2 separate regions of the Homo sapiens genome follow, and region 1 is linked to region 2. Evidence: chromatin contacts called from ENCODE Hi-C or POLR2A ChIA-PET data. All regions are on one chromosome and are shown on one strand. Each heading gives the region's core, a stretch centred on a gene start or an enhancer-like site at or near the end of the contact. The rest is flanking DNA. Distances are from core to core; before and after follow the strand shown.

Evidence for each region. A loop is a pair of places that touch in the nucleus more often than their neighbours do. ChIA-PET counts read pairs that join two places held with the same protein, here RNA polymerase II (POLR2A). Pooled maps may share reads with other maps.
Region 1: a pooled map shows a loop between it and region 2 (7-fold over the local background). The contact joins the promoter of TRAF3 here to the promoter of WDR20 in region 2. A Hi-C loop is called at or near these places in 4 of 50 pooled maps. POLR2A ChIA-PET finds 5 or more read pairs at or near these places in 2 of 52 experiments (AG04450 and WTC11).

Annotation. Positions count from the first base shown.
Region 1 is chr14:102,775,887-102,778,893 of GRCh38, reverse strand. It overlaps TRAF3 (TNF receptor associated factor 3), which reads right to left and starts at 1,445. Exons shown (of 12, transcript NM_145725.3): 1 at 1,219-1,445. RefSeq lists silencers at 603-662, 903-952, 1,163-1,772, 1,863-1,922 and an enhancer at 2,633-2,872.
Region 2 is chr14:102,138,375-102,141,447 of GRCh38, reverse strand. It overlaps WDR20 (WD repeat domain 20), which reads right to left and starts at 1,551. Exons shown (of 3, transcript NM_144574.4): 1 at 1,276-1,551. The coding sequence starts at 1,524. It also overlaps a transcript of HSP90AA1 not described here. RefSeq lists enhancers at 1,296-1,455, 1,466-1,515 and a silencer at 2,116-2,311.

The DNA.
Region 1 (3,007 bases), core at 196-2,695, 640 kb before region 2:
TCTGTTCACAGGCCATTTTCAAAGACGTGAGAGACATGAGAAGATCTCAGGACGAACTGATGGTCCACTTGGCCATTCCCTACAGTAAGAATTTTATAGACAAATACAGGGTAACAGCAAACAACATTTCCAAACGCTCCGGCAGTGTGTAGTCGCAGCAAATGCTAGGAAAAAAAATAAATAATGGCTCCTCTTCAGTTGTATGCCGTGAATGTAAATTAAGAAGCCGCTACAACGCTCGACATAACCTTTCTGACGCCACAAAAATGAATGAATTATATCCATACACACACACAGGCACACACACCACGCACCACGCATCACATGTCATTCTGAAAACTGATTCTGAGCTTAATTCGAAAAACGTGAAATACAACTGGTCCCGTCAACAGCTCGTAATCTGAAGGTTTCTTGCATTTCCAAGCACGTCCATAACACCTCATCCGTTTCCAGTTTGTTACTGTTTCCAACCGAAGGGAGAGAATTTTCCACACAGAATTATCTCCTCGGGTCCAAATACTAGACCGAAGTCCCCACACGGGGCTGGCTGGCGGCGTGGAACCGGCCAGCCCGCCGAGAGCCGCCTGGCGCCCGCGGGGAAGACGCAGAGCCCGCGGCCAGGAGCCGCCCGGTGCCCCGGGAGTCGCCGGCCCTCGGCGGCCGCGCGAGGGGGATTCGCGCCCTCTGCCCATACCCGGACCCCCGCGCCGCCCGCCAAGCGGTCGGAGGCGCCTCTGAGGCGGAATGACTCAGGACCAACTTTCCAATAACGCCCGGGCCCCCCCGGCCGGCCCGGGCAGCGCGCTCGGCCACGCAGCCCCTGAGCCGCCCGTCCCCCCGCGTGAAACCCGCGGCCCCGCGGGGTGCCGGGTCCTCAACGCCAGCGGGGGTCACGGCCGTAGCGAGGCCTGCGCGCCCCGTTTCCTGAAAAGGTGCGGGCGCCCCGGCCCCCTCGGGCCCCGAGCCCGGCCTCCGGGACAAAGTTTGCCGAAGTTGAGGCGTCCGGAGGCGGGAGGCAGCCCGGCTGGGGCGCGGGGCCAGGCTGAAGCCGCGCCCCGCCGTCGCCGCTGGGACGGGCCGGGCCTGCGCCGCGCCGGGCCCGCGCCGGGCAGCCCCGAGGCCCCCGGGCCCCGCCGCCCAGGGCGCGGGATGGAGGCGACGGGGATGGAGGCGCCCGGCCGCGCGCCGGAGGCCCGCCCGCCCGCCGCGGCCCCTTACCTCGCGGTCCGTCGCCGCTCGGCCGGCTCAGGGGCGCCGGGCGCGTCCTCCGCCGCGGTCCGCAGCGTTCTGCTCCCCGGGCTGCCCCATGGCGGGGGGCGGGGAAGAGCCGGCGGCCGCCGCGGCTGCCGCCGGCTGGAAAGTCCCGGCTGGGCTGCAACCCCGGCTCGCGCACGCGGCGGCCGCGCCGCGCTCCCTCGCTCCCTCGCTCCCTCACGCAGCCCCGCGCAGGCACTTCCTCTCGCGCGCTGGAAATCCCCGGCGCGCCCGCCGCCCCGCCCCCGCCGCCCGCGCGCGTGGGAGCGGCAGGAGCCCGCGAGCGCCGCCGGCCCCACGCGCCCGCCGGCCCCCCGCGCGCGCCCGCGACCCGTTGCTAAGGGCCCTAGCGCCCGGCGGCCGCCCGCCCGGCCTTAGCAACGGCGGCGCCGCGGCGCGGGGCGGGGACGGCCCCGGGCGCCCCCCGCCTCCCTCCCGTCCCCGCCGCGCGCCCCGCGGGCCTCCTCGCTCTGCGCCGCCCCCGCCGCGCCCCCGCCGCCGCGCGTCCCCGCGTCCCCGCCTTTCCGGGTCAAAAAGCCACGCAGGCCGCGTGGGGGCCGAGAGGTGCTGGCGCCGCTCCTCCCCGCGGCCACCTCGCCCGCACCCCCCACGCCAGCATAGCATACGCAGCCCCCGTGCGTGCACGCCCGTGTGCCCATGGCCACACGCGACCCCTACGCACACGCACGGGTCCGATATGCGGCCCCCCGCACTGTCGCGGACGCATACACGACGGTCACATTCCCCTCAAGCGGACACGCACACACACGCTCACCAACACCGTGCGCACGCGTACCAGGCCACGCACCCTCGCGCACACGCAGGTGGGGCTGAGGGTGACTCAGGCCGTGGAGCCCCTTTTCGCATGCAGAGGGCAGGGCTCCACATTAGTTTGGTGGCACTTTCCTTTCTCCCTCCCTTGGACCCTCCCACGCCCCCGGAGTGGTGTCTTGCTCACGGGTGGACAGGGTAGCCAGTTTGCCACGTGCCCCCAGCGTCCTCGGCGGTCCTGGCTGCCCCTGCGCCCCCTGCACCCTCCACCAGGCCGCTGGGGCCTGCGCATTTCTCCCGAGGCCTCTGCCTTCTGCCCCAAAGGCATCAGTGGTGTGTCAGTGATTCACCTAGGCCCACCAAGGCAGCACCCAGCCTGGCTGGGCCTGGCGAGGTGGGAAGCGAAGGGAGGGCTTCTGGGAGGCTCTGGGCCAGCTGAGGGGTGAGGCCTTCGCTGGAGTTTGCAAGTCAGTGGTGAGGGGACAGAAAGGACTTTGCATTTTTCACTTCTCAAGAAGGCTTATAAAGAGCCCTACCCCAGAGCTGAGACCAGTGTGAGTAGCCAAGGCCAGTCTGCCTTCTTGTATTGCTCCAGTGACTCATGTGAGTGGAGGCAGGAAGTCCAGCATCTCCTCCTACAGCTTCACCCATGGAACGTTCCAGAACCCCAGATAGTCCGACCTGGCTGCTGGAAGTCTATCTGGACATCAGAGACATTGGACCATGTCTCTGGCTCCATTAGCCCAACAGATGCTTGTTCTACAGCCACACTCACCAGGCCACAGTGGCACCCCCGTCTGCGCCACAGGCACAGCTCTTTTAGAGGTGACAGGCCCGCCTTCGCCGTCCCTCACAGGGACCTATGGACTCCAGCGGTCTCCCCCACCCCCATGGTGGACTCCCCTTGGGAGCCTCAGGTGCCCTTTCTTGCCTGTCAGGAGTTGGGATGTTACTGACCTCAGGCTCAGGGTCCCAACCACTT
Region 2 (3,073 bases), core at 302-2,801:
TAAATACAGTGGTACACTTATTATCATAAAGACTAAGAAAAAAAGATTCACCCTGAATCAAAGAAACAACTTTGCTACATTTAGATACCACTGTCATTTCCCTAGCTCTTGTAACAAGCGAAAATCCTGTACTGGATCTGGCTATATTAAATCCTGAAGAATGTTCACTCTTCAATATGAACAATTTATTTTCATGCTAACATGCATTTACGACTTAATCTTTTATCACCTTGTCCTATTTGGAGGTGCTGTGGGATGCATTAATTTCCTCACTCTTCCATGACATCAAGTCAAAGACTACAATCTCAAAAATAAGCAATTCTCAGTGAAAACATAGTTACATAGCCAATGAAAGAAAAACTCTAATAAATGGCTGCTTTTAAAGAGATACTTTTAAAGGATGCTTACATGTTTCACAGAATTACCGGTAACTCGCCCGCCAAGAAGGATGGTCCCTTTAAAGCAGCTTTTAAAGCATATCACTCCCTGTTTGGGACACAGTCTGACTTGTTGGACAAGATTAATCTGGGCACTCTCACACAACCCCTCTGAACCAGCTTAGTTCACTGGAAACATCATTTCAACTGTAGTACTCAGCCCTTCGCATACTACAAGGGACAAGATGACTCTCCTTAACAATCTTTCAGAAGGTCCCCACGGCGGAGACAGTGACAGCCGTCCTCCCGCGGATGTTTTTGGAAATAGAAATGTTAACACCAGGAGAGGCTCCTAGGAAGTGTCAGTGCGGCAGCAGGTGGAGTAGCCCTGCGTGCCGAGCAGGTTCTTTCTGACCTAGTCTCAATGCTCCGCTTCCCGGCCCCGGTTCCGCCTTACAGAGATCTTGTTAAGCCGTCTTGCGTCCCTGTTCTCTAACCCAGGGCGAGACTTCCAACCCTCCAGGGAGGCGAGGCAATCGAAGCAGACAAGACGGCCACCTCACCTCTTCCGGGGACTCGCAGGCCCGCTCCCTGGCCATGTCAGAGCCTGATGGACCAGGCTGGAGGGGACGCAGCCGGCTCCCCCGGGAGCCTCCCAGCCAGAACCCCCGCGCCCCACGGTCCCTTTCCACTGCCCCCACCCCTTCGAAACGCCACCGCCACCACCCTCCTTACTCCTGAATCCCCTCTCCTCAGGAGTACCCCAGTGGAGTTACCGGCCCACTCAAAAGTAAGAGCGACGGCCACCCCTCTCGGTCACCCTGGCCCCACTGTCACCGCCCTGCTCCCGGCCTCTGCCTACGCCGCTGGCTGGCTCCGGTGACGCCCGGGTCGGTACCTTGCGGACCCCCTTGTAGATATAGAAGTACAGCTCCCGGCCCACATTGAAGCAGAGGCGGTCGCCGTTGCCAGACTGGTCGTTGAGGTTTACGAAGGAGACGCGGACAGGGTTGGATCCCTGCGAGTTGAAGGGCACCCGGTTGGGCCGGCTGTACTCCGAGTGCGGCAGCAGCTTGTACAGACCTTCCCGGGTGGTGAATTGGGTCTTAATCTCGTTCATCTCCTTCCCTCCTCCCTCCGTCGCCATCTTGGAAAGCAGCGTTCATCCTGCCCTAAGTGCCCGGATCACGCCCACCGCGCAGGCGCTGTTCCTGGTGCTCCCTCTTCCCCCACCCCCTGCCTCTTCCTTCTCGCCCCTCCCACCCGCGGGCCAGCCCTGCGAGGGCGGGCCAAAGGGAAGGGGTGGGCTTGTTTACGGCCCGACTGCGCAGGCGTGCTCACCTGGCGTGCTCCACCCGACTGGGCGTCCGCAGGCTCCTCCCCCGGGTGTGGCCTCCGGGCGGCATGGCTGCTTCCCAGGTGATGCCGGCTTCAGCTAGTGGGGTCTAGTTGACCGTTCCGCAGCCGCCAGGGCCAGCGGAAAGCCGGTCAGGGGGAACCGCGGCGGGGCTGGTGTCATGAGCCTGAGGTGAACTTGAGGGTGCCTCCTCAGCGGTCTCCCGCCCTGCCCTGAGGGGCGCCGGGACCCCAAAGAGCGGAGGAAGAGCGCCACCCCGACGGCCACCGCTTCGGAGCCAGCACGCGGGGTACCCTACGGGGAGCGCGGATGCCCCCGTGTTCGGGCGGGGACGGCTCCACCCCTCCTGGGCCCTCCCTTCGGGACAGGGACTGTCCCGCCCAGAGTGCTGAATACCCGCGCGACCGTCTGGATCCCCGCCCAGGAAGCCCCTCTGAAGCCTCCTCGCCGCCGTTTCTGAGAAGGTACCAAGGGACTCAAGATTTACGCTTCACTATGTTTTATTTCAGGCGGGGTAGGGGGAGAGAAGAATGTGGTACAGCATAGGTGTTCTCAAGCCAGATATCCTAATTCCTGCGTGTGATGAGCACTGGCGGCCTCCGCTTCTTAGCGGAGGTTTGTCCTCTCCAGCTGTTCAGAAACACGGGGCGGGGAAGCGCTTTGGGAACCGGGGACTGAATCTTTTTAGGATTCACTGATCTTGCTCAGTAGGTTACGAAGAGCTCTTAATAAAATTTAAGGTAATTGTTTTTTTTTCCAGAAGCCTCAGGTGGAGTCTGTGAGATTATTTACTAGTAGATCCATAGGGATAGTTGTATGCATGTAATGTACAGGGTCTAGATTTATAAGGACGGGCACACGTGTCAAAGTAAGATTCAACAATCACTATTTTATACCTGGGTTTCTTGGCATGTTACACCAGAATAAGAAAGCTTCTAAAGTGACAGAAACATTCTAATAGAATTCCAGGGAGGGGGGAAGCCAACATTTGTAACACCAAGAATGATCTATTCCTGGAAGTTCAGATTATATCTGGAGGGGCACAAAAGAAGTGAATGGAGAGAATTTCTAAAGTAGGAGGAGTGTAAATCATAAACATCTTCCGTATTAAAAAGCAAGTAGATACCAATAGAAACTGTGCCAATGATGTAGTAATACATTTGATAATAACATCTTTAGCCTTTGTAGTGTTGGAAAAAAAAAAGAAAAAAAAGCACTGAAGTACTTCTTAATTAATAGAGCCTGAAAAATACTTAAAATTTTTTCTTAGAATTGTTTTGATGTTATCCGACTTTCCCTAATCTTAAAACACCAGGGTATGTTCTGTCGTTACCATGGC